Linked DNA regions of Homo sapiens: region 2 is linked to region 1. The links are chromatin loops, found by intact Hi-C in ENCODE. Cell type or tissue: PC-9. All regions are shown on one strand. Links, peaks and the distances in the headings refer to the core of each region. The heading gives the core; the rest is flanking DNA. Region 1 has its middle 200 kb from the start of SPP2. Region 2 holds the start of MSL3B (MSL complex subunit 3B).

The links. Peaks named below come from ENCODE experiments on the same cell type or tissue, not always from the same donor. Only the 100,000 strongest peaks of a DNase experiment are listed, where the experiment ranks them.
Region 2: a loop joins it to region 1, with 4 times the contacts of the local background. A loop is called at or near these places in 2 of 110 quality-filtered maps.

Annotation. Positions count from the first base shown.
Region 1 is chr2:234,240,774-234,257,392 of GRCh38, forward strand. No RefSeq gene overlaps it. Among named protein-coding and RNA genes, the nearest start is that of SPP2, 200 kb to the left of the region's middle. In PC-9, for the core only: CTCF peaks have their summits at 8,461 (motif pointing left), 8,685 and 8,884; DNase peaks (open chromatin) are centred at 5,438, 9,248 and 11,308; H3K4me3 peaks cover 849 bases; H3K27ac peaks cover 7,131 bases.
Region 2 is chr2:233,857,581-233,874,199 of GRCh38, forward strand. MSL3B (MSL complex subunit 3B) reads right to left here and starts at 10,806. Exons shown (of 2, transcript NM_001425333.1): 1 at 10,747-10,806; 2 at 7,083-9,770. The coding sequence starts at 9,615. The coding sequence ends at 8,545. In PC-9, for the core only: a CTCF peak has its summit at 8,437 (motif pointing left); a DNase peak (open chromatin) is centred at 10,781; H3K4me3 peaks cover 2,473 bases; H3K27ac peaks cover 1,165 bases.

The DNA.
Region 1 (16,619 bases), core at 4,241-12,240:
CAAAGTGCTGGGATTACAGGCGTGAGCCACTGTGCCTGACCAAGGCTTGCCTTATTCTTTTTCCAGATGCAGAGTCCTCCATTGTGTGGATGTATCACTGTTTATTCAACCGCACAGGTCTAAGGTTGTGGGCAATTTTCAGTTCCAGAGCAAAGCTCTATCCTTGCCTCCTCCCCAGTAGTCTAGCCTTCCAGCCATAGGAAAACTCCTTCTCCCACCAACCCAGTCCAATCCCAGCCATGTGGGGTGGATACAGATCATCTGGGATGATCTCACCCTGGCTTCCCTATATCCTGAGCAGTTTTGATCAATGGGTGTGTTAGTCATCTACTGCTGCATAAAAATTACTCCAAAACTTAATGCCATAAAACAACAGGCACTTATTAGCTCACACAATTTCGGAGGGTCACACATCTGGGAGCAGCTCAGCTTCTAGATTAGGTGGTTCTGACTCAGGGTCTTGGCAGTCCAGCCATTACTTCTGAAGACTGACGGGGACTGAAGGTTCCACTTCCAAGCTCACATACATGGCTGTGGCAGGAGGATTCCATTTCTTGCTGTATGGATGGACTTCTCCACAGTTCTCATGCTACCACTTCCCCCAGAGTAAGTGATTCAGGAGACAGCAAGAGTGCACACCCAAGGTAGAGGCTCCAGCATCCTTATAACCTAATCTCAGAAATGCCATCCCATGGCCGAGCACAGTGGCTCACACCTGTAATCCCAGCACTTTGTGAGGCCGAGGCGGGTGGATCCCCTGAGGTCAGGAGTTCAAGACCAGCCTGGCCAATATGGTGAAACCCCATCTCTACTAAAACTACAAAAATTAGCGGGGCGTTGTGGCGTGTGCCTGTAATCCCAGCTACCCAGGAGGCTGAGGCAGGAGAATTGCTGGAACTCGGGAGGCAGAGGCTGCCGTGAGCCGAGATCATGCCACTGCACTCCAGCCTGAGTGACAGAGCAAGACTCTGTCTCAAAAAAATAAATAAATAAATAAGTAAAAAAAAGAAAGAAATGCCATCCCATGACTTTTGCCGTATCCTATTCATTTGAGGTGAGTCACTAAGTCCACCCACACCTGAGGAAAAGTGAATGAAGCTCCATCTCTTGAAGAAGAAGTAGGAAGAATTTTTGGACACATTTTAAAAATCACCAGGTTGGGTTATCAAACAGACCTTTTCAGGTGTATGAAAATACTGTCAGGTGAACTCCTAACGTAGGAGCTTGCATTACATCTTAGAATGAAAGATTTCTGTAGAATAAAAACTGCTCCTTAGAGCTGTGCCAGCCGCAGAGTGGGCTGGCTACTTACTCATCCTCCCTGATCCCCTCTGGCTGCTCATTAACATGGTACAGGTGGGCCCCTGACAAAGCGGAACTAATGAATTGTTTCAATGCAAAGGGAAGCATGTATGAGAAAGCTGGAAAGGGGGCAGAAATGGTTCATTGCTTCAGGGAACATAATGAATTAACTCCTCATCCACAGTGATTCATCGCCCGGTCACAGCCTCACTGATCTGGAAAGGAATTCAGGTCTCCTAACCGTCTAGAAAATGAGACTTTTTGGATGAGGGTCAACCCCCACAGGGTCACAGCTGTCCTGAAAAGTTTGAAAAGTAGTTTAGAGCATTTTATAGCAGGTCTCAGAGTTTTGACGTGGATTACGAAGTAGCTCACGTGTTTTTTTTTTTTTTTTAAAATGAGGATACTAAAATACAAATATTCCTATCTTCGAATGCCTTCTTGCCAAATTGATTCTTTCCTGTTCATTGCAGTGTGCTGTGAAAGATTTAATCTTATCACCCTCATCAGGAGTGATAATAAAAACTCATGGTTTTATTAGAATGCACACTGTGAGATGTAATATCCAGGCTTGTAGTTGTTATAGGAAGTTAAATAGGGTTAATAAAAAGAGTAGGGTTTACATGAAGTATGCCTTGGGGTTGCTGTGGAACAGTGTTTCCCAAAGTACGTTCCATAGAACACAAGTCCCATGAGCTACTCCACGGATAGAAAACTGCATGGCAAAATAGAGATATAAAAACACTGCATAAAACACTGCATTTCTTCACTTATAAATTCATCATCTACATTATATATTAAGGCATATGGGAACTCCTGCAGCACAATATTCTCTCACCTCCTCTCCCCCTCCTCATTATTACTTAACTTGGCTTAACCCAATGTTTTGCAGACACCTTTGCCCGTGGAACAAGTGGGACTTTACATTTTCTAAAAAATACATACATGTATATATGTGTGTGTGTGTGTGTGTGTGTATTTATATATATATAAATACACACACATAATTTCTAGCTAATTTATATTATTGTCAAATAACATATTCTATAAGACGTTCTGTGTGTTTTTTAAGTTTTGAATTTTTTTTATGGTCTACTACATATTTTTGTAAATACTCCATTTGTGTGAAAGAAGAATGTGTATTTTCCCATTGTTGCAAGCTGGTACCTGAATATCTGTCAAATTGAATTTGTTAAATAGTATTGGACAGATCTTCTATACCTATACTAATGTTTTTGTCTGTTTGGCCTATCAATAATTGAAAAAGGTATATTGAAATCTTCTACCCTGGCAAAGAATATGTCAATTTCCCCCTGTAGTTTAAGCAATTTTTGCTTTATATATTTTGAAACCATTTAAGATCATACAAATTTAAAATTGTTACATCAATATGTAGTAACCATTCTTATCCCGAATAATTTATTTTATCTGGTATTTTCATAGCTGTGTGAGCTTTCTTTAATATTTGCCTATTATCTTTGATTCTTTTACTTTTAACTTCCAGTGTCTTCATGTTTTAGATGTGGCTCGTTTAAATAGTAGATATTTTTTCCTCAATCAAAACTGATACTCTGTATTTTGAGTAGAAAGTTTAGTTTATTTTTATCTATTGTAATTATTATATACTAAGTCTCCTTTTTTATCTCATCTTACATTGTGGTTTCTATTTACCCTGCTAATTCTCTGATTTTTTCTTTTTTCTTTTTTTTTTTGAATAAGTTGATTTGTTCTTGCTCTTCTTCTACTACTGTAATTATTATCATTCCATTTTCTCTTCTACTAGTTTTTTTCCCAGTGGAGAGTGTCCAGTTTCTTGGGGTTTTGAACAAAGAATCGGACAAAATGCACTAAGAAAACAAGGACAGAATGAAGCAACAGAAGCAGAGATGTATTGAAAATGAAAGCACACTCCACAGGGTGGGAGCGGCCCTGAGCAAGTAGTTCAAGGGCACTGGTTACAGAATTTTCTGGGGTTTAAATACCCTTCTAGAGGTTTCCCACTGATAACTTGGTATAAGCCCTATGTAAACAAAGAGGATGAAGTGCAGACACAAAATTATTTACTTGGTGTACACCCTATGCAAATGAAGAGGATGTTTCCTGTCATAGCTGAAGCAAAGCTATAAAGTTATTTACTTGGGCTTAGAAGGTTTGTTTTTTTCTGTTTAATTTAGTTCTAGGAAGTCCTTAGTTTCCCTGCCTCCAGACCCTATTTCCTGCCTTAGTTTGAAAGTTATACTCTTATTTATTTATTTTTGATTGTTACATCTGGAATTCAGGCTTACTGAACCTCATCTCTAAAGTTAATCAGTATCTTGACCACTCCTGAACAGTTGTTCAACCTCCAGACTTATCTGCTCTTGCATCCCAGCATTTGCTCTTCACTAAAATTATTATTATTATTTTACATGTACTTTAAAAAATGCACCCAGTTCTTTGAAAGTTACTTGACTCCCTATGTCTTCAAAATCAGACCTTCTTTCTGGGATCATTTCCTCTTTCTGGGAAACATACCTAGGAGTCCTTTTGTTTAAAGTCTCTTTAGCGGTAAAACGATTTTTGTTTGTCAAATTATCTCCAATTTGCCATTGCTTTTAAACCTTAGTTCGCTGGGTTGACAATCCTAAATTAGCCCTTTTAGGTATTGTTTTATTCTCTCTGGTTTTCATTGCAGCTAATAGCAAGCCTATTTTAAATCTAATTTTCACTTGTAGGTGATCTATTTCTTCCCTTTGGCTATTTTAAAGATCTTTTTATTTTTGTTGGATTTTCTGTAATTTCATCATAATCTAACGTGTGGATTAAAAAAAATTAAGCAACTTGGGATTCATTGTGTTTTCTGTAACTAAGAATTCATGTTCTTATCAGTTCTGGAAAGTTCTGAACCATGATCTTTTCAAATATTTCTCCTCTTTCATTCTCTGGGATTCTGAGAAGATGCACGTTATGCTTTTTCACTTTCCACTTTCTTTTTCTTCACTTCTTTTCCATATTTTCTCTCTCCTCTTTCTCTGTGCTATTGGCTAATTTCTTCAAATTTGCTTTTCTGTTCTTTCTTCAACTGTATTTAATCATCTACTTATAACTCATCTACGGAGTTTTCTATTTCATTAAATAATTTTCATTTGTAAAACTTGACAATTATCTTTAAAAAATTCCTGAAATTTCTGACTGTCTCTCATTTTCTGGTCATTTAAAAAAGTTAATTATTATTATTTATTTTTATTTTTTGACACATTAAAATTATATATTTAAGGTGTAAAATGTGATGTTTTTGTATACATATACATTGTGAAATGATTACCACAATGAACATATCCATTACTTCATCTTTGTGTGTGTGTATTTGTGTGTGTGTGTGTGTGTGTGTGTGTGTGGTGAGAACAGTGTCAGATCTACTCTCAGCAAACCTCAAGTATACAATACATTGCTATTAACTACAGTTATCATGTTGTGCATTAGATGTCCAGAATCTATTCAACTTATGACTGAAAGTTTGTACCAAAATCCACCTCCTGTCCTGTCTCCTCCACCCTCTATTTCTGGTTATTTTTAATCTAGCTTTTATTTCTCCAAATAAAAATGGTGATTTTTTAGTCCACGTATAATTCCCATCATTAAGAAACTTGGGGAATTCTGTTGTTTGCTGCTGACTCTCACTCATAGCAGCCTACTTCTTTGCATGTTTTGTAATTAATTTTGAATTCCTGTTAATCTGCATGTAATATGAGGCAATCCCAAAGCTGTCTGCTGAGGCTTTTGTCCACAGAGGATTTGCTTCTGCTGGGAGCTAGGGGCATCACCAATCTGGGCCTGCCTCGTTTGCTCCCCACTTTTCAGGCTCATGGCAAGCTTCCCTTCCCCCACCTTGCAAAATGAGTTTCACTGAAGAGAAGCTGAAAACATGGAAAAAAAAAAAAAAAGACACAGCTGGTCTTTGAACAAAGTTACCCAGAGCATTCATTGCTTATTCGTGGGTTTTCCAAGACTTTGCGGGACCTGGTGCTCAGGATGACTTTGAGTCTTGGCTAAGGCAGCATGAAGAGTGCATTACTGATTTCCTGAGAAAGCCACACTTGCAGGATGAGACTAAAAGGAAAAAAAAAATCCCGTCTGTATGGTAAAACAATACACACAGAAGCATTCTTTATACATGATGGCATATAAATTGATGACTCACAAACTACTTTTCTCCGGCAACATAACTGAAAGAAGCCAATATCCAGAGGAAAGTCTCAATAGTTTCAAGGTTGATTTTTGTATAACGTTCAACTTAACATTATCTAACCACACAAGAGGATCTCAAAAACGTATTATAAATTATTTTAATAGAGGAGAAATTATGCCCAATGAATATTTAAACCTAATAATATTAGATCTAACAATATGACAAGAAATGGAATAATCTTATGTAATCTTTGTGTATACTGAGTAGCTTGATAAAAAAGGATCTTTTTTTTCTATTGGAATAATGGATGCCATCATTAGTAGAAATGAAAATTTTAATAACTTTAATTTTTTAGTTATCATTGAAATCAAGAGTGAGTTTCTTAATGAGTAAAGCCCAGGACATAGTACTGGCAAAACGAGGTCTGTGTTGGCTGGTCAAGACCTGTGTTCTCATCTCAGCTCTGCCACAGACTTCTTGCAGGGCTTAGGGAAGTCACTTCTGTTCTCTGGGTTCATGTGTGTACAAATATGACGAGAGTCTCTAGGACTTTTCCCAGCACTAGAATTCCAATTTTTTTTTTTTTTGAGATGGAGTCTTGCTCTGTTGCCCAGGCTGGAGTGCAGTGTCATGATCTTGGCTGACTGCAACCTCTGCCTCCCAGGTTCAAGTAATTCTCCTGCCTCAGCCTCCCGAGTAGCTGGGGTTACAGGTGCTCACCACCATGCCCGGCTAATTTGTGTATTTTTATTAGAGATGGGGTTTCACCGTGTTGGCCAGGCTGGTCTCGAACTCCTGACCTCAGGTGATCCACCTGCCTCGGCCTCCCAAAGTGCTGGGATTCCAGGCATGAGCCACCACACCCGGCCAGAATTCCAAGATTTTTATGGTAAATATAAAATTCCATCTATCGTTGCATATTATTAAATCAATTGTTCAAAACATCTAAAAAACTGCATTTCTTTAAACTGGCTTTGGAAAAAATATTAGCAGTTTTAACACAGCACAGTTATACGTGTGGCAGATAGTACTGATGTCTATCCAATACAGATTTGCCTTTTCTTCCACTCCAACAGATTTTATTCAGAAAGGCAATGTGCTTGTTTGTCATTGTCCCCTTTTTGCAGCCGAGAGTGTCTGTGTGACTCACTTCTGGCCATGGGGTATGATATGGTTTGCCTCTGTATCCCCATCCAAGTCTCATGTTGACTTGTAATCCCCACTGTTGGAGGTGAGGCCTGATGGGAGGTGCCTGGATCATGGTGAGAGGTGACAGCGTGCTGACAGCCCTCGCTCTCGGCACCTCCTCGGCCTCAGTGCCCACTCTGGCCGCGCTTGTGGAGCCCTTCAGCCCGCTGCTGCACTGTGGGAGCCCCTCTCCGGGCTGGCCGAGGCCAGAGCCAGCTCCCTCTGCTTGCAGGGAGTTGTGGAGGGAGAGGCGCGGGCAGAAACTGGGGCTGCGTGTGGCACTGGCAGACCAGCACGAGTTCTGGGTGGCCGTGGGCTCTGCGGGCCCTGCACTCTGAGCGGCCCACTGGCGCTGCCGGCCGGGCAGTGAGGGGCGTAGCACCCGGGCCCGGCAGCTGCAGAGGGTGTGCCGGGTCCCCCAGCAGTGCCAGCCCGCTGGCGCTGTGCTGGAATTCTCGCCGGGCTTCAGCTGCCTCCCCATGGGGCAGGGCTAGGGCCCTGCAGCCCACTATGCCTGAGCCTCCCCCACTCCGTGGGCTCCTGCGCTGCCCGAGCCTCCCCGACGAGCACCGCCCCCTCCTCCTCTGCGGCCTCCGGTCCCCTCGACCGCCCAAGGGCTGAGAAGTGCAGGAGCATGGGCGGGACTGGTGGGCAGCTCCGCCTGCGGTCCTGGTGCGGGATCCCCGAGGTGAAGCCAGCTGGACTCCTGAGTCTAGTGGGGACTTGGAGAACTTTTATGTCTAGCTAGAGGAATGTAAACACACCAACCAGTACCCTGTGTCTAGCTCAAGGTTTGTAAACGCACCAGTCAGTGCTCTGTGTCTAGCTCATCTAGTGGGGACTTGGAGAACTTTTGTGTCTAGCCAAAGGTTTGTAAAGGCACCAATCAGTACCCTGTCAAAATGGACCAATCAGCGCTCTGTAAAATGGACCAATCAGCGCTCTGTAAAATGGACCAATCAGCAGGATGTGGGTGGGGTCGGATTAGGGAATAAATGCGGGCTGCCGGAACCAGCTGTGGCAACCCAGTGGGGTCTTGTTCCACAGTGTGGAAGCTGTGATTTTTTTGGCTCTTTGCCATGAATCTTCCTGCTGGTCACTCTTTGGGTCCCCACTGCCCTTATTAGCTGTAACACTCACCGGGAAGGTCTGCAGGTTCACTCCTGAGGCCAGCGAGACCAGAAACCCACCAGGAACCCACCAGAAGGAAGAAACTCTGAATATGTCCGAACATCAGAAGGAACAAATTCTGGACACACCATCTCTGAGACCCGTAACACTCACCGCGAAGGTCCGCGGCTTCATTCTTGAAGTCAGTGAGACCAAGAACCCACCAATTCCAGACACAATGGGAGTGTTTCTCATGGTCTAGCACCATCCCCCTAGTGCTGTCTTGTGATAGAATTCCCGCGAGATCTGGTTGTTTAAAAGTGTGTGACACCTTCCTCTTCGCTCTCTTCCTCCTGCTCCTGCCAGGTAAGAGATGCTTGCTTGTCCTTCACCTTCCACCATGATTGTAAGTTGCCAGAGGCCTCCCCAGAAGCAGAAGCCTGTATAGCCTGCAGAACCATGAGTCAATTAAACCTCTTTTCTTTATAAATTACCTAGTCTCAGGTATGCCTTTATAGCAATGCAAGGACGGACTAATACAGGGTATAAGCAAAAGACCTTGGGGAAGGCTTACCTGGGGTAATAAACTAAGCTTTGCCCTCAACCCTACCTTTCACCCCATCTGGAACGGAGATACCATATCCTGGAAGGCACAGCAGCCATCTTGTGGTCATGAGACAGAAAGGCACAAGCTAAAAATAAAGATGGCAAAGCAGAAAAATAAATGTAGCCCGGATCCCTGAAGATTTTGAGGAGCCATTGAGTAATATTTTATTTATGGCAAGAAGTAATGGCTAGGAGGAAATCAGTACTCTCCTGGTAATTAAATAAATAATCTCAAAATACTTTCTAGTATATAACCCTTCTTGGGCCTTTTTCCAAGGAAATAATCCTTATCATAAAGTTTATGCATAAATATGCTTATTACAAAACTGTTAGCAAATTATTGAAAATAAAATGTTCAGTAATATGTAAACAGATCATCCATCCATGTCTTCTGACTCTGGAATCAGTAAAGTTCTCCTCCCTGGTGCCAAGTTCTTGGTCAATTGCTCTAAGAAACTGTCCCCTGCAATGGACTTTTTTCGCCCTCTCTAGGGCATATGCTGGCTATTTCATTTATTGCCCATCAGAGCAGAGGGCTTTGGGATGCTTGCACCGTTCTTCCTGGGACCACCTCTAGAAAGCCATTCAGCACAAATACACAGCAGATAACAGCATAGACTGGATGTGACATGTAGTAGTGACAGCTAGGGGAGAAGGTTAATTGCAGAGCGGACTCAATCTCAGAGCATTTGGAGAAGAACTCTGACTTGGCACGACAAGAGCACCTGTGTGCCATGCCATTTAGTCCCCTGTCAAGAAACTTTCCGAGATTTTCGTTCTTTCTGCCCTGATTAGACAGGAGATACCATCATAATTTAAGAACATGAAGCCAGGCAACAGTACTTTCTCTCATTAAAGATTTTTTTCGACTGACAACTCATCTGTCAGCTATTTAGAGAAAAGGGCTCAGCCCTAACAAGTCAAAGGTATTCAACAATGAGAAACATTTGTAACAAAGGGGAAGGGAATGTGAATCACTTACTGGAGCCCCGAGGCTGGTTGGTTCTGGAAACCTTGGAAGCCTGTTTTGACCTTGTTATTCATTGTAGTCACTCTTCGTCCCTCTATGCCAACCCCAACTCTTACATCTCAGGCTCATTATTCTGATGCAGAAAGTTGACCAGAACCCACAAGGGGCCTGACTTTGGATCTACAAGCCTGCAAAAGTTGACCCCTAAACGTGAGGTTTTCTGAGGCTCAAATACACTTGAGACAGGGAAAAGGACTAACAAAGAATCACATTACAGTGTGGATTAGGATTACTGGCTAACTTTAATCAACTGATGTCAGCATACACAAAATCAATAGATTTTGTTGCTATGTCCTCAACATTAAAAAAGAGAGAGGGGAAAATATAAGTATATTCAGTTACCTCCATACTTGTCTCCTGGAATAGTTGCTTATCCTGAAAATGCTATCGATGATGTGGTTTCCACAAAGACATGTAAGTAGGAAATGAGAAGACTCTATGAGACCCTAGGATCTCAGAGATAGAGGTATTTGCAAACGCAAATAGTTCATTACAGGGTGGCCAATCTCTTGTGGGGAGTCGTGACCCTTTTCCAATAATCCACTCTACCTCTTTGCCTCAAAGTCTTCCTAAGAACCATCTTCTGATCTACAACTGAGTATAATATGTCTGTAACTAAGCAAATTGGGGCAGAATTAATTAAACCACTGCTAGAAGCAATCCTTGTCAAGTATTAGTCTACAGTTACAAAATAATATGTAAACTATGATCCATTTTTGAATAAAAATACAAATAGATGGATGATAGAAAATGCTAAGTAGCAAAGTCTTGTGTGGTTAGCTCTAGGTGGTCATTTATATGTGATTTTAAAAATTGAGTTATATTTTCCAGAGTATGTACAATGTAATTAAAACACAATGTTTTAAAAGAAGAAAATCATGGGGAAAGAATGATTCCAAGTCACTGCTATTGATTTTTGTGCCAATGCATAATCAGTTCCCAGGCAGCTAACAGAATGCCCTGAATGCTTCCAAGTCGCCACAGTTGCAGAATTGCAACGTTTGTTCACAAGGATGAAGGTGTGGTCTTAATTCAATTTGTGACAAGATTCACCTCAACTCCAATTTCACTTCAGGGCCTTAAGCAAAAGCAAAGATCAGCAACTGAATAGAACAGAAAAGAGGAAAAACCCAGAAATCCTGGGAGAAGCCCAGTGACCATCCCTGATGCCCCTAAATTCTCCCAGAGCAATGAGAGCTGCCCTGCTGCAGGCAAAGCATGTGACACCCAGCAGCCCAACAGGAAGCCCACCAGATTACTCCCTACTCCACGGACCTCCTTTGATGACAGGCAGCTTCAGAATTCCTCAGCTCGTGTGCGCTCCTGACATGATCAACCACACCATGCTGAGAGGTGAGCATGGCAAAATAGTTTTTCTTAGACCCCTGGCCCTATCAAGAGCTGAGGATGAAGCTCCCACTGAAGCTCTGACTCCAGCTTGGCCCCTCATCCCCAGCTTCCTTGTCCTGAGCTGATTGACAACTTCCCTGCCTTTTCTGTTCCTCCTCTCCCTGCCTTCCTGGGACTGGACCTGGAGTTCCTTCTGTGAGAGACATTGGTGGAATCTACAGTCATCTCTGCAGGGTCCCAGCTGAACACCCGCCTATCTGTTTGCCGATGCTGGTCAAGCGTAAGGCTTGCTCCAATAAATTGAGTAAGAAATGAAAATCTTCAAGCCATGACAATTCAGCTCTGTGCCAGCAAAGGAGACTCCAGGCTCTGGAAAATCCTGAGGTCCTGCCTTCCTGTGAAATAACTTTTCTTCTGAAAAAGAATAACCTTTGAGAAACTGTGTGATTCATGTTCTCAACAAGATTCAAGCAAACATCACAGTTAATTCCAAGAATCCTCTCTCGAATGTCAACATATGAAACAAAGAACCCTGGTGTGAAATGGGAAGCCCAGTTGCTGAACACAAAACATCAGTGGTCACTCTGGAATGTGAACCTGGACTTCCTCCATCCATGATGCACAACCTCGAGGCTGGTTTTATGAGCTGCATGTGACAGTTTACAATCTGGTTACTTAACCATAATACATAGTCTGCAGATCCCTTCCTTTTTGGAAGGAGATCCTGTGTGGAGAACTGAGAACTCTGAGCTCTGTCCCCAGTGAGCAAGAAACTTGTCTATGGTTTTTCCGAAATGCAACCCATTGTCTCCCAGGCCCCACCACTCAATAACAAGTGGTTCTCCCAGGAACATTGCAAATATGCAGCTATATTCTTTCAGTTGGTTCTTTCCTTGTCTGTTTTCTTTCTGACCAACTAGAATGTAAGCTCCCGAGGGCAGGCACTCGTCTGTCCAGTTCACTCCATGTTGCCCACATGAAGCATCTGCACATAGTAGAGGCTCGATTAGGAAGTCGTGGATGAGGAAACTGGATGTCACTTCTGCCCGTGTCTTGTCCATGAGCATTACTCAGGTGGGGTGACAACTCTCTTTCCAAATCACATTGCCCTTGACATTCACTAAAATTGGCTTTTCAGCACCCATCTGGATGGGGAAGGAGAAAGGGATGAGGCAGTAGAATTTACAAACATGTGTTTATGGGTCGGAAGGGAACTAACAACAAAATCTGTATCCCCAAGGGACGGTCCGGTCTGGAAAGGGAGAGGGGCCTGTCAGTGCAGCGGAGGAGAGGCACCAACACCTCCTCCTACCTCCCATTCCCTCTGCACACTGGACAATCATGTCCTGCAGTGAGAAAAGCCAATTGTTTCAGTCAAGGCTTCCAGTCTTATTCTTGGCATACAAACATGTGAAAATAGACGTGTCAGTCATTTTCACGACTGCCAGGGTGGCTGCCAAGTAAACCAGCAGGAGCAGGAGTAGAAGCTGACGTGGGAACCGTGCACCTGCTATTTTCCCATTAATATGTTGCTGTTTGGGGGCTACAATTCTGCCAGCTTGTCGGAAGATTTTATCTGTTTATAATGCATGAATTCTGTGTTTTTATGACTGTTCAGAAAAAAAAAAAAACAGAAGAGCCCCCCTAGGTTATATTACCTTGGCATTCTTTTGAAAGTTCATCTGCATTAGGAAGGGTGGATGGTAAAGATGATGACTATTTTGGCTGTCCAGATCTGCTCACATCGTTCTTCCCCAGACTCACCCAGCCTGAGCGTCATCCTCTTCTCCTCCTCTCAGTATTTGAATACCTAAAAATATGGCCGGGCACAGTGGCTCACGCCTGTAATCCCAACACTTTGGGAGGCCGAGGTAGGTGGGTCACAAGGTCAGGAGTTCAAGACCAGCCTGGCCAAGATGGTGAAACCCCATCTCTACTAAAAATACAAAAATTAGCCGGGCATGGTGGCAGGCGCCGGTAATCCCAGCTACTCGGCAGGCTGAGGCAGGAGAATCACTTGAACCCGGGCGGCAGAGGTTGCAGTGGGCAGAGATCATGCCACTGCATTCCAGCCTGGGTGACAGAGTGAGACTGCATCTCAAAAATAAATAAATAAATGAAAATACTAGGGGGATTCAGTATTATCCCTATTTTACAGATGAGAAAACTGAGGCCCAGCAAGGTTAAGTGACTTGCTCAGTGTTCTGTGGCCTGAAAGTGGTGGGGTTAGGGTTAGAAACCAGACGGCTTGTTCCACAGCCCTGTGCTGTTGTTAATGGCTATGCCTTGCTGAGATTAGTGTATATGCCAGATCAATCATTCAGAGATGGGTTTTAGGAAAACAACAAACAAACCGAAACAGGATGCCCAGTAAAATTTGAATTTTACATAAATAACAATATTTTTTAGTATAAGCATATCCCGTGGGATATTTGGGACATACTTTCACTTAAAAATTTGTGTTGCTTATCTGAAATTCAAATTTAACTGGGCATATTGTATTTGATTTGTCAGCCTAGCATTGGTAGTAGATGACTAGTTTGGAGATCCAGGAATCTGGGAGTTGGGGTGACCTGGGGATGAGAGATGGATGTCAGTCAAGACAGGCAGGTTGGTAGAAGCAGCTTGGAGCGTCTTCTCATCTTGACCACCAGTCTGACTTCCTAGAAGAGATGCTGATGGGACTCCAGGGGAAGTGTTTGTGCCCTCTGCATGCATTCCCATGTGCGCACACACACACACACACACCATATACACACCCCTGGCTCTCTACCTAGAATGTCCGACTCATCAGGAGCAAGTTGCATGCCCTGGTGAAGCTTAGTGCCTCTGCTGTGCAGGTGGGAGGGAAAGGCAACTTAGGAGCTTTAGAGCACTCCAGGCAGGCTGTAGGCCCCATCTCCTAAGAGCCTATGCTTTTATTTTTGTTTTTGTTAAAGACAAGGTCTCACTCTATTGCCAAGACTGGAGTGCAATGGTGTGATCATAGCTCTTTGAAGTCTCAAACTCCTAGGCTTAAGAGATCCTCCCACTCAGCCTCCCGAGTAGCTGGGACTACAGCCATCAGCCATGTGCCACCATGCTCAGCTAAGGTTTTTTTTTTTTTTTTTTTTTAAGAGAGACAGGGGTCTTGCTATGTTGCCCAGGCTGGTCTTGATCTCCTGGGCTTAAACAGTCCTCCCATCTCAGCTTCCCGAGTAGCTGAGGATTATAGGTGTGCACCACCGTGCCTGTGAGCCCATGCTTTTGAATGAGAGGGTGCTAGTGGGCTATTGTGTGGCACAGCCAAGCTTCCTTTCCAGGCATTATTTGTCTCTGGATGTGAAGCATTTCCTAGCAATCAGTGATGTGTTCTGTGTAGTCCTGTCCACACTGCATTTGCAAAAATCCCTCATGGATGCTGGGATGTGGTTAATTTCTGGTTTCACTTTGTAATGAAGATGCACATGTTTTCTGTTTTATGTTTTGGAGGTACATGTGTCTATGAACATAGAGACAGATGTGGACATATAGATTGATAGTCGCTTTGAAGACAATTTGAGGTGGTTTATGCTGTGGTTGTTTACATGAGAACAATGGGGAGGGAGAAGGAACCCCATGCTCCCTTGAGGTCCTTCTACCTGTCTCAGAAACCCCACATCTCAGATCCTCAACCAGATTGTAAGATCCTCAAACACAGGACAGGTTTTACTTACCTAGTGCTTCCCAGAGATGCCCAGTAGAGAGCCTTCTGCATCTTTCTGTATTTTTCCATTAGCTGATTTGGTAAACCTGATGAAGCAAATACTGTTTGGTTGAAACAATTTACATTGCTCTAGGCAACGCTATTCCTCAGCCAAATGAATTAGATGATTAATAAGTATAACACGTAATTGAATTCAAAGTCCACGTTTGCCATCCCCTAAGCAGAGGAGGTTTCGTTGTATATTGTTATTGATGGAAAGAAACTGAGGTACTTTGGCTAAACAAAAGAGGGTACAGATGGCATTGTGCTTCAACTACACAAAAGGAGCCTGCTTATATACATGCTTGCTGCATGCCAATTTCTGCTCTCTGGTATTTTAGTGGAGAAAGGAGATTTCTTTAAAGACACTAAAGTAAGTATCAACAAAGAAGTGATTTATCTTTATATCAGAATTTTGGCTTGGAGCACAATCAGGATTTTGGGTCTGTTTGGGGCTAAGTAGAAATATATGTGAGACCAAAATAGGTTTTTCCTGAACCTTCAAAACTATACACAGTGAAAGAAATATTAGCTTCAAAAATCAAAGTGATTGGATTTTCTAGAATCTGTATGATATGATGAGAAAATGTATGCAATATACATAAACCAGAATAGCCTTCCTTATTCAATGTTAACACTTTTTATAAGAAAGTATTAGACCTATTGATTTAGCAACTACATAATTATTGGTACTTGAAATACAGGCTTATAGAAACGAAGAAGTCAGAGTCACTCATTCAAAATGTAAGCATAAATATGACTTCCATTAGCAATACCGGATTCCTGGATAGAATGGCCCAGTCTAGTCATCCCAGCAGGTCAAAGTGGCAAACCAGGTCAACACCAGAAGAGGCCCTTACAAATCCAAACAGAAACTTCTTTCTAAACCAAATCATTTGGAAAACACCTGAGCAATCCATGAAGTTTTTTACTGAGGTGCAGACATTCCAAAAGCTAAGCAAATATTCATGTAATGAGTGCCCCAAGACCATCAGCCGTGGACCTGTCGTTACTTCAAACAAGTCAGGATTTCAGCCAGGTCAAGGTTGAAGAAGAATAATTTTGGTCTAAGCACCTGGCATTTGCTCTTAGGTGTGGTCAAACTATATATAGGTGGATGCCGCCAGTCTTTAGTTGAATTGGGCAAAGAACTCTGAGTTCAGTAGGGGTGTGTGTGTCTGTGTGTGTGTGTGTGCATTTGAAATCTTTTTCATCTTTAATGAAATCTATTTTTTAAATGTCCTTCTTGTCTAAGTGCAACTAAGAGAGAGACTGCCCATACTAAGAGATTGGGGTGTTTGCTCAGGGCAGGGGTACAAGGCACACCTATTCCTCACCCAGTGCAAGCTGGGGGGATGGAGGAATTAGATGACTCCTGAGTTCGCTGCTCTAACCAGAGAGGGAAGGGGCAAGCCTGCATTCTTGTCAAGGTGAGGATAATTCTGGCCTCATGTGACCCAGCTTTGCTGATCCTACCAGGTGAGCATTCCTGAAATAACTGCTATCCTCGTGGAGTCCTGTTCCTGGTCCTGTCTACTCAAGAGATTGTGGGTGTCGCCTGCCTTGAGTTGGCCACCCTCATGGGCTTCTTTGTTACTGGCAATCAAAGTCCTGATAACCTTGATGTGATACCCCTGCATTCATCCCAGGTAAAATTCTAATGAAAAGCCACTTCTCTCAGATCATCATGTGGGATGGTAGATTTCACCTGTTGACAGATACCTAGGGATAGATATGGACTTGGAAGTCAGGAGGACCTGGGTTCAAATCCCTACTCATCCACTTGTGGGCAAGAGAGCCTGGAAAATTTACTTACTCTAAAAACCTGTTTCATTGTCTATAAAGATGCAGATAATAACAATGACAATAGAATTTTATATGGACTGAATGAGCTAATCCAATGTAAATGTGTAACACTGGGTCTGATTTGGTAAAAAAGCACCATTTTATAAACATAGAGAGCAATTCAGGATGAGGAAAGGCAACAGAGTTCTATTACCTTTCAGGTCTCAGTTCATGTCAATATCAATTTTGAAATGTCATTCAACAAAACAAGTATATAGTGAGTTCTTATTAGGTGTCAGGCACAAATTCCAGGAGTTGGGTAAGACAGTCAGTGTCCCTACCCTCAGGAAGCTTAC
Region 2 (16,619 bases), core at 5,149-13,148, 380 kb before region 1:
CTTGGAATCTCACAGGGTTTCCAGAGATGACGGCGGGTGGCTCCGGCTGCCCCTGCACAGTGCCCTCTACTGGCCGGGCTGGGATTTCCAACCCTCCAAGTGCTGTTTAAATGCCTAGGAAATAGTTCTCTTTAAAGTTATATTACGGCTGCTCTTATAAAATGTGCCTGAATTTTGCTTCAAATAAAAGAGATGGAGACTTATTCTGCATGGAGTTGTCATGTAAATATGTTTCTGTTGGAAAGGTGTGGAAATGTTACCACCAGTCTGTGGTTGGAGAAGCGCAGCTTTTGGCTGGTCCCAGCATTGACACAGAAACTGCTGTGTAACGGTGAGAATGTCAGTCTAAGATAAATTATCGCAAACATCAGACCCCACCTATTAGGCTGCTAAGAAAAGGGTTTGCTTTTTTCTGTTGCCCTAGAGCTGATGCAAACACAGAGGCTGTGAAATAGGCAACAAGCTGACTTTCCACGAGATGTCAGCCAAAGCTCACAAAATGTGTTGTTTGATTGAATGAGTCTCACATCTAACTGAAGTAATTAAGGATGCTGGCAAGAATTTAGCTGGAGGATCTTTCGTGAAGCAGTTTATAAAGTCCAATACTAGAAGGATGGCAAAATAAATGATGATAGATACTTGTGTTCTATTGGCAAGAATTTTGAAGAAGTGTAATTATTGATATCAAAATTCTATATGATCTGTTTAATACAAAAAGGTTATAAACCTGTATTATGTGTGCATTTAAAAAGTATATATTATATAATATAAAGTATGATTATACATGTTTTAAAAGTGTGAGTATATACGTCTCAGAATGTTTCCAGGGCCGTCTCTGGATGATGGTGTGATGAATTATTTTTAATATTAGTTTTCCATAGCTGCATTTTCTAGAATGAGCGTTTGCTGTGCAATTATGAGTTTGCATTACTGATGTAATTAGAAAACACAGGGGGCCAATTATCTTAGTTCATTTTGTGCTGCTATAATAAAACCTGAGAGTAATGAACCTGTAATTTATAATGAACAGAAATTTATTTCTCACAGATCTGAAGACTGGTGAGTCCCAGCCAGACTGAGTGATTGGCCTGTGGTGAGGGTCTGAGTGATTGGCCTCTGGCGATGGTCTTCTTGCTGTGCCATCTCATGGTGTAAAGTAGGAGAACAAGAGAGGGCAAGAGAGAGCAAAAGGGAGCCAAACTCATTCTTTTTTTTTTTTTTTGAGACAGTCTTGCCCTGTGACCCAGGTGGAGTACAATGGCATGATCTCAGCTCACTGCAACCTCTGCCTCCTGGGTTCAAGTGATTCTCCTGCCTCAGCCTCCTGAGTAGCTGAGATTACTGGTGCGTGCCACCACACCTAGCTAATTTTTTGTATTTTTAGTAGAGATGGGTTTGGCCAGGCTGGTCTCAAACTCCTGACCTCAAGTAATCCACCCACCTCAGCCTCACAAAGTGCTGGGATTACAGCCACTGTGCCCAGCCTTCAAACTCATTCTTTTATGAGAAACCCACTCCTGTGATCATTTCCATAATAATGGCATTAGTCCATTCCCTCTGCCATATGGCCTAATCACCTCTCATTAGGCCTCACCTCCCAACTCTGTTGCATTGGAGATTAAATTTCCAATACATGTTTCTGGGGGACACATTTAAACCACAGCACCCCTCATGTGTTTTTACCTTGGCTTTGCAAAATCAGGGGCCATTTATCCAAATAAGACAATGGCCCCAAACATTCTAAAGCTGCTATTGTACAGCAGGTACAACACATAGTTGGTAGCAATATATTCAGCTTTGTCTTTTCAGTTCAGATATTAAGGGTGGTCTTATCATTCTACGGCAAATCCAAAGTTTCTACTGAGGTCGTTTCAAGGACTCTCCCTTAGAAGCATTCTAGGGCATTCTCAGGCCAACAGGTATACTCACTGGGCCTCTTTGCCAAACTCCATTTATCCTTCATATCTGCTGCCAGGTAAGCCAGCCTCAACACTGAGTTCTTGATAGTTTCATTGAGCTTTCATTGCTGAATTTGTTACCCTAGGATTTATAATCAAAGTAATTAGATCTAGGTATTTCTATAAGATCATTAGACCTTATGGTTTGGGGATAAAAGATTTAGTAAATACCTTTGCTTATTCTCCTGCTGCTTGCTGTGTGTGTGTGTGTGTGTGTGTGTGTGTGTGTGTAGGCAGTCTTATTTCAACTGTCTTTGTTTTGTCCTGGATTATCTTGTGTTTATTGATCGCATAAGGGAGTGTTCCACGAAAGACAGATGCATATATGTTGATTATTTTCTGCTTCAATCTAATCCAGTCTTGAAGACAAATGGTTAGAGGTTCCTTAGACCTGTGACAATTATGTGAAAAGGCAATTAGTCGAACTTAGCCTTGGGCACCCTACAAAACCTTCATAATGACATTTATACTTTTGTCAACTTGTGGAAGAAGACCTCTTTGCTCAGTCTATATTTTAGGTCAAACAATTGTTGGGTCATTGGCAGCCTCGTTGATTTCTAGCTTCTGCTTGGTCTAACTTCTGACACCACTCATGAGCGCGCACTGTAGCACAGTCGACTGTAGTGACCCATCTTCCTTACGTGGATTTGTCTGTATCAAATTTTCAAACTCCTGCAGAAATTCTTCTTTCTATCTATAGTCTCATTATGATCCTTACTCTTGCATTCTTTTAGGTAAAAGGCAAAAGATGGCAAAAAAGATGGCCATTTTAAGGAAAGTTTGCTGTGTCAAAATCAAATCATATTTTAGGAGGCACTCTAGAAAAACTGGGAGGCAAACACACCAATCTTTCAATAGTCAGCTTCTTTATTTGGTGTGGTGGAGCTGAAAACACAAGTTGTCCAAGGACACTAACCTTCTGAAACCCACCCTGTTTGGATCTAAGCAACTTTTAACTTGTACCCCTTCTAGTCTTTTTATTCCTTCCTCCAATCTTCTAAATGAGTTAGTATTGCCTTGGGATTTCTCAGGAAAGGAACATTCATGTAAATGTGCAAGATCAGAAGGCAGATATATAGACATTGAATTTAAAACCTAATTTAGAGCTGAGTCAAAGACAATCTGTACAGGCTGCTATTAACAGGATACCATAGACTAACCAGCTTATAAACAATAGAAATTTATTTCTTACAGTTCTGGAGGCTGGGAAGTCCAAGATCAAGGTGCTAGCAAGGTAGGTTTCATTCTGAAGCCTCTTGTCTTGGCTTGCAGGTGGCCATGTGCTCACATGACCTCTTTTTTGTGCATGTGGGGAGACACTGTGTGAGAGAGAGCAAGCCCTCTGGTATCTCTTCTTATAAGGACACTAACCCTATTGGATCAGAGCTCCATCCTTATGACCTTATTTTACATTAATTATATACTTAAAGGCCCTACTTCCAAATATAGTCACTTGTGCGTTAGGGCTTCAACATATAAATTTTGGGGGGACACAATTCAGTCCATAGCAATGCTATAAATATTTTCTTATACTTCAGGAAGATGGACAGATATGTGCAATAGGATCTTTGTTATGTACTATTTTCATGAATGACTAGATGTGTACAGACTAGTTCACTTCATTTTAGCCCCTCAAATGGGGAAAGTAGTTGAAAACAAGGGGTTAGGAAAAAGATTTAAATAATCCATCTGAAAATTAAAAAATAATTAATTCTTAGAGACAAAAAGAAGGAAGCTCATTAAACACATTTTAGAAATCTGTCTCTTAAAAAGTAAATTGGACAAAGATGAAAATTTTCATAAAATAAACACTAGATTTAAAAATTGGATTCCAGGAATCTTTTGAACATTATTCTAGGGTAGGATCAACAGCTGAAAATGGACTCTGATTTTAATTAGGAGCCATAAATGAAAATATATATATAGAAAATCATGAATTTAGAAGGTAACATTTTCTGATAAGTAACTGAGCCATAGGAAAAAAAGAAGCTAGAAATAAAAATAAATATACAGCTCTATAAATGAAACAACTGGTCCCCCAAATAAAAACAAGACTCTAAGAGCCTCTGTAGTCTCTAAGAATCATGAGGTTATAAATAAGGACACCTGTAGATTTTGAGGAGAAAGACATTGGAAAAGCCAATGCCGTCTACTGAGGGTGCTACTCTTGGGGAGCTATTAGCACCCCCAAGTTCCTTGTCCTTTCTCTAATCTTCTGAGGAGAATTGTTTACAGATGGACAATGACATAGTTCCTCTTTTGATATGCATGGCCCTGTATCTACAATAAATCCTACTTCCATAGAACATCACCCCTTCAGAATCAAATTTTAAAGTTGTCTGAAAAGAATAAGGAAGGCACATTGACCAAAAGCAAGAAGAGAAAAATGAGAAATTTGGTTTTAAACTAAAAATGTCTTATTGTGCCAGATTGTCAAAGAGACAAACTTGAGGTATGCAATAAATTGTAGAAGCCTTGAGGGCAAATAAACTTTGTCTGTCTCGACTTACTAAAACCATCCAGGTAGTGGAAATTTCTAACAATCCTAAGCCCTTTCCTAAATTCCAACATGGTGTCTTCATCAGATGAATACTTTTTTTTTTTCTTTAGGGAACAATCTCTACATATCAGCCAGAGTTCTCTAGAGAAACAAAACCAATATGATATAGATAGATAGAAGATAGATAGATAGATAGATAGATAGATAGAAAGACATTTATTTTGAGGGATGGGTTCATGTGTTTATGGAGGCCAAGAAGTCCCATCATCTGCCGTCTGCAAGCTGGAGGTCCAGGAAAGGTGGTGGTGTGGTTCCGTTCAAGAACCAGGACCTCTGATGTCTGAAGGCAGAAGATGGATATCCCAGCTCAAGAAGAAAGCAAACTCACTCTTCCTCTACCTTTTTGTCCTATTCAGGGGTTCTCAACAGATTAGGCCATGCCCCCCCCACATTGGTGAGGGTGATTTTCTTTCCTTGGCCTGCCTATTCAAATGCTAATCTGTTCTGCTGACAGTAGGTGGAGTTTTGAAGAGTGTGGCGTTCAGGATTCGTGGAGTTTCAGTGGTGTCAGGGGCTGGTGCAGTCTGTGTAAGTGTGGGTACTCATGTGAGACTGCTGAGTCCTTGGAGAGGTCCATGGAACCCTTTTTCTTCTCAGTCTCCTCTTTTTGTCCTCATTCAGCCAAAGTTACAAGAAAGAATCAAAAAAATTATTCACCTCTTTACCACTATAAATGATTCTTTCTGAAGAGGAGGTTTCATTTGCAAAGATCGTATTTTCAGTTTGAACATTGATCAGCAGAATTTCATTCTTATTTCATCTTTGAATATTTCATTGAATCATCTGTCAGGACAGTAGCTGCACAAAATCATTTAAGACTCTAACAACAGATCTCAAACAATTGTGAGATTAAAAAAAAAAAACATATAGGCTGGGCGTGGTGGCTCACGCCTGTAATTCCAACACTTTGGGAGGCCAAGATGGGTGGATCATTTGAGGTCAGGAGTTCAAGACCAGCCAGGCCAACATGGTGACCCCATCTCCATTAGAAATACAAAAAAATTAGCTGGGCGTGGTGGCACACACCTGTAATCCCAGCCATTGGGGAAGGCTGAGGCAGGAGAATTGCTTGAACCTGGGAGATGGAGGTTGCAGTGAGCTGAGAACACACTACTGCACTCCAACCTGGGCAACAGTGTGAGACTCCATCTCAAAACAAACAAACAAACAAAACAAACAAACTTAGGAATATTATTTTAAGAAGGGATTGGGAGATTTCCTAAGAAAAGAATTTTCAACAACTTGGTGAGAAGCTCACCTTGCCTTTCTTTTAGCTTTGACATAGATTGGACCAAGTCACATAGAATTACTCTAGATACAGGAAGTATTATACAGGAAGTATTATAGAATTACTCCAGATAGCAGGAAGTATTATTAGCGACAGCCTAGACTCTCTCTTAATTGGCCCAAATAAAATCCAAGCTGGCCGGGCGCGGTGGCTCATGCCTGTAATCCCAGCACTTCGGGAGGCTGAGGTGGGTGAATCACGAAGTCAGGAGATCGAGACCATCCTGGCTAGCATGGTGAAACCCCGTCTCTACTAAAAATACAAAAAATTAGCTGGGCGCGGTGGCGGGCGCCTGTAGTCCCAGCTACTGGGGAGGCTGAGGCAGGAGAATGGCGTGAACCCAGGAGGCAGAGCTTGTAGTGAGCGGAGATGGCACCACTGCACTCCACCCTGGGCAACAGAGCGAGACTCCTTCTCAAAAAAAAAAAAAAAAAAAAAATCCAAGCTTATTCTATTATGCATAGCTACTATTTGGGCTGAGGAATTTAAACTGGCTTTATGTAGCTTGATTAAATTCACATTAGTAGCCTTAATTATAGAAATGGCTATTATTTGGGTCTTTCTAAGAGTTGGGAAGGCAACTCATCCTTAAGTTCACTTCAAATTGTCCTTCAAATTGGCTGCACAAGCAAAAGCTTAGGAGAGTTGTATTATAAAATTCAGCTCTCTAGTAAAGCCTAGTATTGGGCAAGAAAAGTAATTATCACCTAGACTTCCTGGTATCATCTCTTTTTATTCATTTTTAAGATAACATGAAAAAACCATTAAATTGGGATTTTGTTTTAGACTATCCAAAGATTGGTTATGGGCATAGATACTTTTTGAGTGAATGGAACACAAGTACGAGCTTCTCCTTCATTGGATAAGAGTAACAGAAGGCTGCCAGACTGAGTGTGTACATAGGAATATGGTAATATGTGAGGGAAAGAGTAACAATCAAATTAGTAAACGGCAGAAAAAATGTTGGGTGGTTTCTATTAACAGTAGGGATTTGCTGCATATATTAACATCAGATTTAAAGGTAATCCTAGTACAAGACCAAAAGATGCTTTGACTAATTTAGTAGAGGCCTGTAACTGCTTGGATACATGAAGCTAAGCCTTGGATATTGGATCAAAGAATAGCTAAAAAAGACCATGAGTTTTTGACATATGCCATGCCATAGAGGTAATACTTTTAAGAGCATCACTGTCCATTAAAAATATGTGAGACACATTGGTCATTTTAAGTTTTTAAAATATTAACATTTTTTAAAAGTAAAAAGAAATAGGTGAAGTTATTTTAAAAACATTTTATTTAACCCAATGTATCTAAAATATTGTCAGTTCGACATTTAACCAATGCTGAAAATTATTAATGAGATATGTTACATTTATTTTTACATATTAAGTCTTCAAACTCCAGTGCTCTAACCTCACACTTAGAGCACGTCTCAATTTGGACTAGCACAGTTCAAGCTCTTAGCCTTGTGACATACCTTATCCTTTCATGGACATGCAAGAGAATTATGATAATCTAGGAAGAATCCATCTGGACACTTACGGGTTTTGCTCAAATTAACTAACCAAAAATACATCCAGCTTTGTCTTTGTACTTCAGATATTGTGGGTGGCACGTCATTCTCTCACAGTATTATCACTTTCCTATTTGATGCTACTGAAGCCACAGTGGGAAGATATGTCTCTGTGGGCTTTCTATTAGGATCACAGAAAGTGAAATCTTTTCTGTTTTCTCTTATGTAGCAATTTGTGGGCTAGCACCTAAGGAATTTCTGACTCTAAAGACTAAATCTTATGTGGTCTAAAATTTACATTAAAATGTCAGCATAGTGTGCAATAAATATGTGGGTTAGTTTTAATTTCTACCTTTGGGGCTGTCAGGTGCCACAATGAGGAATACCTACTTTTTCAGGGGGAGCCAGTTTATATAATATATATTTTCCTAAGTAATCATTTTTGTCAAGACTTTCAAATTTACTGGTTTAAATGAATACGTAGCATTCTCTTATATTCCAATCGTCATTATATCTGTAGTTATGACTCCAAGTTAATTTTTTTTTCAAACAAGAGAGGCTTTATTTAGATCACCAAAAAGAACATTTTACAGAAAGGGAACCGTAACATTACACAAAAAAGTATAGCTGTAAAATTGCAAACAAGAAAGGCAATGCTTTCTTTAGATCACCAAAAATAATGTTTCACAGAGAAGGAACCGTCAGAAGCAAATTATAGCTGCAAATTTTCTTTTGCCATCAATATGGATTCCCTCTAAAATACTTTGAGACTACTTTGCAGTTTTCAAGTACAAACTAAACCTTGTTGGACAGTTGCTCAGCTTCATCAAGAGAATGAAACCAATTTGCAAAAAAAATTTTGTTTAATGCTAACAAATAACGAAACAATGTGGTTCTTGCTGACTAACTGCAATGTCTGCTGAAATGGCCTAACCTATGTACACTTCCATGAACATTTCACTGTGAACAGTTGCTTTTTACCTGCCATCACAGATGGCCTACAAAGTAGCAAGTGTCATGTCAGAACACTTTCAGGCACCTAGGAAATAATTCTAAACAGAGTAACTACAGTACATGGGGAACTCAAACAACAGGGCACACCTCTGTCAAAGCCCCCTGGTGGGCACTTTGTTTTGTGCTCTGGATAAAAACCCACCACCTTGTTAATTTTTTACCTGGAACTCAGAACACCATGCTAGATGGAGCAGTTGTTCTTACAGAACCATCAACACTTATTGACTGCCTGGGGGTTCCTGGTGCTGTAATGCACCTCAGAGGCAGCGACGTAAGCTGACTCTGGGAAGAAGTCATCGTGGTATTCTGCTAAAAACCTCACAAAGAGATCAAAGTGCTTCAATAAAGCCTTCAGATTCTTCTCAGTAAAGGACATTTTTCCAAGAATTTCTGGAAGTTTGACAAACAATCGCAGCAAATGTTGCGCCCCGTAAATGTAAGAGGGTGGAGGTGGCTGGTCACCTGGTGGGTAATTGTCAGGTACGAGCTTCCAGGAGAGGACCTCATTTATTTCATTAGTTCTTCTCCCTTCAAAGCCAGCAAACACAGGACTCCCTTCCTGGCTAGGAGTCAGAGTAGGTGAAGATGATCTGCTATGCACAGGTGTCTTCTTTTCCAGGTGCAGGAACAGCTTGGGCACACTGGTGGACATGTCCTGCTGCCAGCGCTTGGGCTGAGGTGAGGTGCTGCTCTTAGAAAGCCTGTCACAGTTGGCGGTGTGGGGCGAGGACCGCCTCAGAGACTGCACTGCTTGCGGCTCGGCTTTGCGCCTTTTAGGGGTGGCTGGTTCACCGCTGGTCGACTGACTCTCTGTAGACTGCGGCCTGGATGGATTCAACAAACGTAAGCTGGGAGAGAGCTTCTCCTGGCTCCTATTAGTATTTGTGGCACTTTCCTTAATTGCAAGAAAAACCTTAGATGCAGTCACCTTTTTATACTGAGCTTGTTCATAGGGATAGAGTAAAACCAACGGGAGAGTGTAATCAAAGGTTATTCTTAATCCATCCACCATCTCCTTACAAAGGTCAATATTCTTTTCTGCTGGGATATAAGGCACGTTCATGCTGGCATGTGGCATAGCGTGATGGTGACGAGGCCTCTCATTGGCTGAAAAGGCTGCACTGATAGCAAAATGCTTCACATAGGATTCCAAAATCGTTATGATGTTGGTGTGGCATGGAAGTTGCACTAACCGTTTCCTCCGATTAATGTAGTAACAATCATCCTCCAGCTGCCTCTTCAGAACTTCAGGGATTTCTAGAGTTACTGTTCTTTCTTCCATTTCCCTTTTTGTTTGAAGCTCCGGTTCTTCTTTCACTTCAGTCTTTTCTTCAATATCACATTCTTCACTTATTTTTTCATCCTTGTCTTCACTACTGTCAGAGGAACTGCTTAATGAGTTTTCATCATTTTCATTTTTTTCTTCGATGGAGAGGCCTTTTAAAAAAAGACAGAGTCAGCACCAAGCAACCTGGAGCGGCTGCTTCTTTCTCTCTTGCTCCTCAGGTGAGCTACAGCATTTCTTGCCAATTTATGCTGTAATCTACGAATTTCTTTCTTTCTTTCTTTCTTTTTTTTGTGACAAGAGTTTCGGTATTGTTGCCCAGGATGGAGTGCGGTGGCGCGGTCTCAGCACACTGCAACCTCCGCCTCCCGGGTTCAAGTGATTCTCCTGCCTCAGCCTCCAGAGTAGCTGGGATTATAGGCGCCCACCACCATGTCCTGCTAATTGTTTTGTATTTTTAGCAGAGACGGGGTTTCACCATGTTGGCCAGGCGGGTCTCAAACTCCTGACCTCAAGTGATCCGCCCACCTCGGCCTCCTAAAGTGCTGGGATTACAGGAGTGAGCCACCGCGCCCAGACCCTAATCTACGATTTTTTTTTTTTTTTTTTTTTGAGACAGAGTCTCACCCTGCCGCCCAGGCTAGAGTGCAATGGCGATCTCGGCTCACTGCAACCTCCGCCTCCCGGGTTGAAACGATTCTCCTGCCTCAGCCTCACAAATAGCTGGGATTACAGGCGCCCGCCACCACGCCCAACCACTTTTTGTATTTTTAGTAGAGACAGAGTTTCGCCATGTTGGCCAGGCTGGTCTCAAACTCCTGACCTCGTGATCCACCCGCCTCCGCCTCCCAAAATGCTGGGAAACAGGCGTGAGGCACCGCACCTGGCCAATCTACGATTTTCACTGGGCTCACGAAGCACATGATCTTCGGCTACCCATCTATCCCAGCTTCAGTTCCAACCGTTACAACGGATCAGCTATTCTGGGATCTTTCTGCCTTTTTCGCCTTTCCCAACAATAACATTAACAATCTAGGTCGGACGGCGTCCGACGGGAGCGTCCCACGGGAGCCTACGCGGCACCAGGCTGCACGGCAGGGGAGATTTAACGCGAAGAGAGAAACCCACCGTAGTTAAAAGGCCTCCTCCGTCGGCGGCTTGCGTCCGCGTCCCGGGCGCACACGTAGCGCCGGCTGCGCGACAGGGCGCGCGCGACGCTGCCGACGGCGCATGCGCGGTCCGGCATGCCGGGCGGAAGCCCCATTTGATTTCTAATGCTATTTATTTATGTATCCCTTGTCTCTCTTTAATTAATTATGTTGTTGAACTTTATCTGTTTTACTGGTCTTTTAAAGGAACCAGCGCTTAATGTTTCTTGATCACGTTTTTGTTTTTATTTTCTTTAATTTCTTGACTGTATTATTTTGTTCCTTTTAACTTAGGTTAAACTGTTCTAAAATCGTTTCTTGAATTGAAAGCATAATGAATTTACTTCCATTTACTTTTGTTTGCTAATAAATGCATTTAAGGCTGTCTATTCTCTGAGTACCAGTTCGTGATTTTCCTTTTGTTTCCTTCTTTGATACAAGCATTATTTAGAAGTTTTTATTACTATTTCTACTTGCAAGATAAATTTAATATTATTCCCTACTTTAAAAATCCTAAGTATACTACCAAGAGATATTGAATATTAAAATAATTAAAATTTATAGTCCTAACATTTTGCTTAATGATAAATACTAGAAGCATTTCATTTGTCAAGAAAAAAATCATTTTATATTTAATTTTAAAATTAAATATGCAATACATACAAAACCTTTTGTGGCATGCATAACATATAAAGAATAACAATAAAATGTCACTCATGTTGGTGTTTGAGTTCTTATGCTCTTGCCAACACTTAGTATTGTGTTTTTGCTAATATTCCCAGTGCAAAATTGAAGTAAAATTTGTATTTTTCTCCTTTATGATAGGCACTTTTGGTGTCTTATTTAAGAAATCATTTTATGTTCCGTGGTTATAAAACTTACCTCTCACGTTTAAACTTTTAATCCACTGGAACTGATTTTTGTATTTGCTTTAAGGTAGAAGGCCAATTCTCTTTTCCTTAATGTGGATAACAAATTGTCTTAGTAACATTTATTGAATAATTTATCCTTTCCTCACTGTTCTATAATGCCACCCCTGAACTGTATCTCTTCTATGTGTACATTGGCCTGTCTCTAGATTCTATATTGTATTTCACTGGTCCTTTTTTTTCTACCTTTGCACCTAATCACAGTGTTATAATAACTATCTAGCTGGGTAACTCTTCTCTCCTTGTTCGTTTTCCTTAGCTGTGTTATGGCTATGGTTGACCTTTGATTTTTCCATATACATCTTATTACCAGTTTGTTAGTTTTACAGAAACTCTTTTGGCATTTTCATTAGAATTACTTTGAATCTATAGATCAATTAGGGGGAATAATTGATATATTTATGCTATTGGATCTTCTAATCTGTTAACATGGAATATCCCTCCTGTGATTTAGGTCCTCTTTAATATCTTTCAAAAGATGGAATAAATTATAGTTTTCTTTATAGTTATAATTTTAGCAGTATATATTTTATGAATTATAATTTTATCAGATACATTTTGTTGGATTTTTAGAAGTCTTTTGTAAATTATATGATTTAAAGTTCCATTTTTCTACTGTTGATGTATGAAAATGCAATTGACATTTTAAAATTAGAATTTAATGAAATAATTACAGATTCACATGTAGTTGTAAGAAATAATTCAAGATGCCTCTTTTATACTTTAAATAGTTTCTCTGAAGGTAACATTTTGCTTGTGTTGGCTTTATTTTGCTCTTCTTTTTCTAATTTTTTGAGCTAGGAATATAAGTTGTTGATTTATAGCATTTAGTGCTATAAATTTCCCTCACATAATTGCTTTAGCTGCATCCCATATACTTCGATTATGTTTTCATTTTCATTCAATTCTATGTATTTTTAAAAGTTTCCTTTTATACTTCTTCTTTGATCCATGGCTTATTCAGAAGTACGTTGTTCAATTTTTACGTGTTTAGAGATTTTCTTGTTGTCTTCCTGTTATTGATTTCTAGTTTGATTCTATTATCATCAAAAGACATAATCTATATTATTTCAATACTTTTAAACTTGTTGAGACTTGTTTCATGGCCCAGAATACTGCCTATTTTGGTGTACGTTCCATGGGTGCTTGAAAAAATGCATATCCTGCTCTTGTTGGGTGGAGTAAAAGACTCCACAAGTCACTGAATGCTGTCAGTGGTATCCTTTGACTGAGATATTATTTGGCAAATAAAAATGAAGAGTTTGGATGTCTTGTCCTATATATAGTAGCAAGATGGTTCTCCAAATAAAACAGATGAAGATTCAGTTGAATATTTGCTTCTATTGTAAAAAATGTATAATCAATGACAAATTAAACAACTGAAATATTGAGAAATATAGTTATATTTGAAAGTTAAATGAGATCTTTCTTAATCTTTAAAAAAGTGAGATCAAAGTGAAGGGAATTACTATGGGGTTAATCAAGAAACTTACATAATTTAAAAATAACTCTCAATGTTTCATCTTTGTGGCAGACATATAAGGATAGGATTAAGGATGCTGATTTGGAAACATGTTATGCTAATTTAGGTTTTATTAAAAATTATGTGGTGATTACATTCAAAGATCTGTATAATCATGTGAGATCAGATCAGGTTGGGCAAATTAACCTCAGCATTAACCCACATTTCTAGGAGGAATTAGTTGCGCTACTAAACAATGACTTAGAGGTCAAACTTGACTTAATCTAATTACAGAAACTTTTTATTCTAGTTAAGAATTTCATGTCTACTGTGTAGCATAAGTAGCTTATTATAGCATTTTTGGCTACACAGTCAGGTGGAAAGGGTTCAGAGCAATAATTCAGTTACTGCAAAATATTGCTCATATATAAAAGAACAGATTTGAGACTTGGGAGAGATGAAACGCAGGGATCTTACTAAGTTTTATTAATGAAAGTTGTTTTAAGACATTTAATACTATTTCCAATCTACATACTAGAAATAACTAGAACAGTTTTGTAATATAATGAGAAGTTTTTATCGTGAAAATTAAATGCTGAAATAATGTACTTTTGGATTGCTGGTTCAAATCCACTGTACAGCTTTGAAACAACTGCCCAGTGACCTACAGTAGAACTTTTCTGTGTCCTCTTGGGTTCTGAGTTCTTTTTCCAGGCTGTTCTCCGTGCCTATCACCTGTTAAAGGATATGGCTCTGAGATCTTTCTATTACAAATGCTTTGCATTTGGTAAGATTTCAAGCCTGTGCCATTGTTATTACCCCATACGATGACCTAAATAATTTGCACAAATATAAAGCTTCCTAATATTTTCAACTTTAACACTCTGTAATTTGCCTTGTCATCTTATTCTTCTTTCAATTAAAATTATTTCCCCTTTTTCGTATCTTCACATAAATATGATCTACCATTACTAAACACTAACTTTAACTTCTTGTGTTTATTAGTACTTCAAATTTTTGGTTCTAGTGTTTATTAGTACTTCGTTCATTTTTCTGTATCTTTTATACAGAATGGCTTTTAATTTTCTTTCATGATTTTTTATAGCAGCTGAGCTTAAATATTTACTTTCATGATCATTTCAATATTGCAAGGGGGTCAGGAAAGTCTTTCTAAGAATGACATCAAAGGCAAGAAATAGAAAGAAAATATGTTTAAAAAATGTGAATACATAGAAATGAAACATTTCTTTATGACAAAATAAGACACATTTAATAAACAACAAAATGGAAAAAATAGTTGCATTCTATATTACAAAGGTTTAATAGGAAGAACGTATAAATAAGAACATGAAGACTCCAAAAAGAGAAAGGACAAAGTTCATAAATTGGCATTGTTAAAAGAAAAACTTCAGCTGAATTAAATTTAATGGAGTTTAATTGAGCAATGAACGATTCATGAATTGGGTAGCTCCCAGAATCACAGCAGATTCAGAGACTCCAGCACAGCCACATGGTGGAAGATTTATAGACAAAAAAAGGGAAGTGAGGTAGAGAAACAACTGGGTTGGTTACAGCTCAGCATTTGCTTTCTTTGAACGCAGTCTGAACACTCAGAAGTGTATGAGTGATTGAAGTATGGCTGCTGGGATTGGCCAAGACTCAATTATTGTTACAGTCACATACTCCTAAGTTAGGTTTTCAATCTTGTCTACCTATTAAGTTAGGTTGCAGTTTGTCCACAAGGACTCAAATATAGAAGTATGGAGTCCTTCTCAGGCAAAGTTTAGTTTGGTTTAAAAGCATCAACCAACATGGAATACAATGGCTCATAAATGTGTGAAACTTTCTGCCCCCCGAACTAAATTAAAAACCGTGAATCATCATTTGAAACCTATCAAATTAGTAACACAAAGAACAATAACAAATATTAGCGAGGGTGTGAAGAAGTGAATATTTTCTTATGCTTTGCATTAATTTGTATAAACTTTCCAGAGGTCAATTTAGTGCTATGTGTGAAGATCTTTTAAAACATGTCTGTTCTTTGATTTAACGAAGTCTACTTCTTGAAATGTATTCACGGTAATTGTGGATGTTGATGAGGATTTAGCTGGAGGACCTTTAGTGAAACACTGTTGATAATGTCCTATACTACAGGGATGGCTGAGTAAATGGTGATAGATACTGATTTGTGTTCCACTAACAACGCTTTTGAAGAACTGTATTTATTGGCATCTAAAATGTATTTAAAATTTTTAGTACAAAAGGAGATTCCAAACATATGTATTACATACATGCATTTAAAAAATATACATTATTTGTTTTAAAAGTTTGAGTGTGTATATATTAAGAAGTTTCCAGGGTTATCTCTGGATAATGGTGTGATGGGTTATTTCTAATATTAGTTGTTCTTAGCTGCATTTTCTAGAATGAGCATGCATTATGCAATCACGAGAGTGCATTACTTATATAATTAAAAAACACAGAAGACTGATTATGTGTTTTTCGCCTTGGCTTGACAAAATTAGAGCCCTTTTAGCCAAATAAGACACACATAGCTCCAAACCTTCTAAAACCGCTGGCGTACAGTTGGAGGGTGTTTTATCATCATTATCCCTCGCCTCCCAGCTCTTACCCAGAAATTGTTTTTCCTGGGAAAAGTAGGGCCACAGCTGTCTTTGGTGATGTTCCTGCCCCAGTTTCATGTGGTGGGGAATTGATTTTTATTTCTCACCGTATGCTTTTTGCAATACAAGCACACTTTTAGGGTCACGATTAATGTATTTTAATGGGCTATCCATCTTAAAAATCAATGAAAAGAATTTACATTAAAAATAGAAGGCAATTAGACTGATTTGGATGACCTATTTTTAATCAACCCCATTATTTACGGATCTGAAAACTCTCAGAACATCTTTCTCTGGAGCATTCAAGGATCGGTCCTCTGTTATGATGTGTGAATAATTTTAAAACAGGAGGCATGAGGTTGATTGATAACTTGTGAAATCTTTTTAAATTACCCACCTTAGAAATGCTCCAGGAGGCCCCCTTCCTCTTTCATCGGCCCTTTGCTGTTCTTTTTACCTCCCATGGTTTACTGGGATAAGTTTGACAGGTACAGAAGACATTGTGTTCTGTTTCTTGAAAAGTTTTGGGGCATCTACTCCTTACTTAGAATTAACTTTTAAGTCAGTAGTGTTACATCTTCTCTCAGCTATCTTCATCCCTTTATGTTCAACTGTTTTCACCATTGCATCTAATGTTCTTATTTCTTGCAAGAAACAAGAATTATTTATGTCACTCTCTTTTATCAAAATTATTTCTCAATTGTTATAAAATGCACAGAATTTAGGCTCTTTAGAAATTTTTGCTTTCTTAGCTTCTATATTTAAATTTTTAGCTTATACCCCAGATTTTTTTTGTATTGCTGAAGGGGATATGTATTTTAGAACTCTTGATGAATTT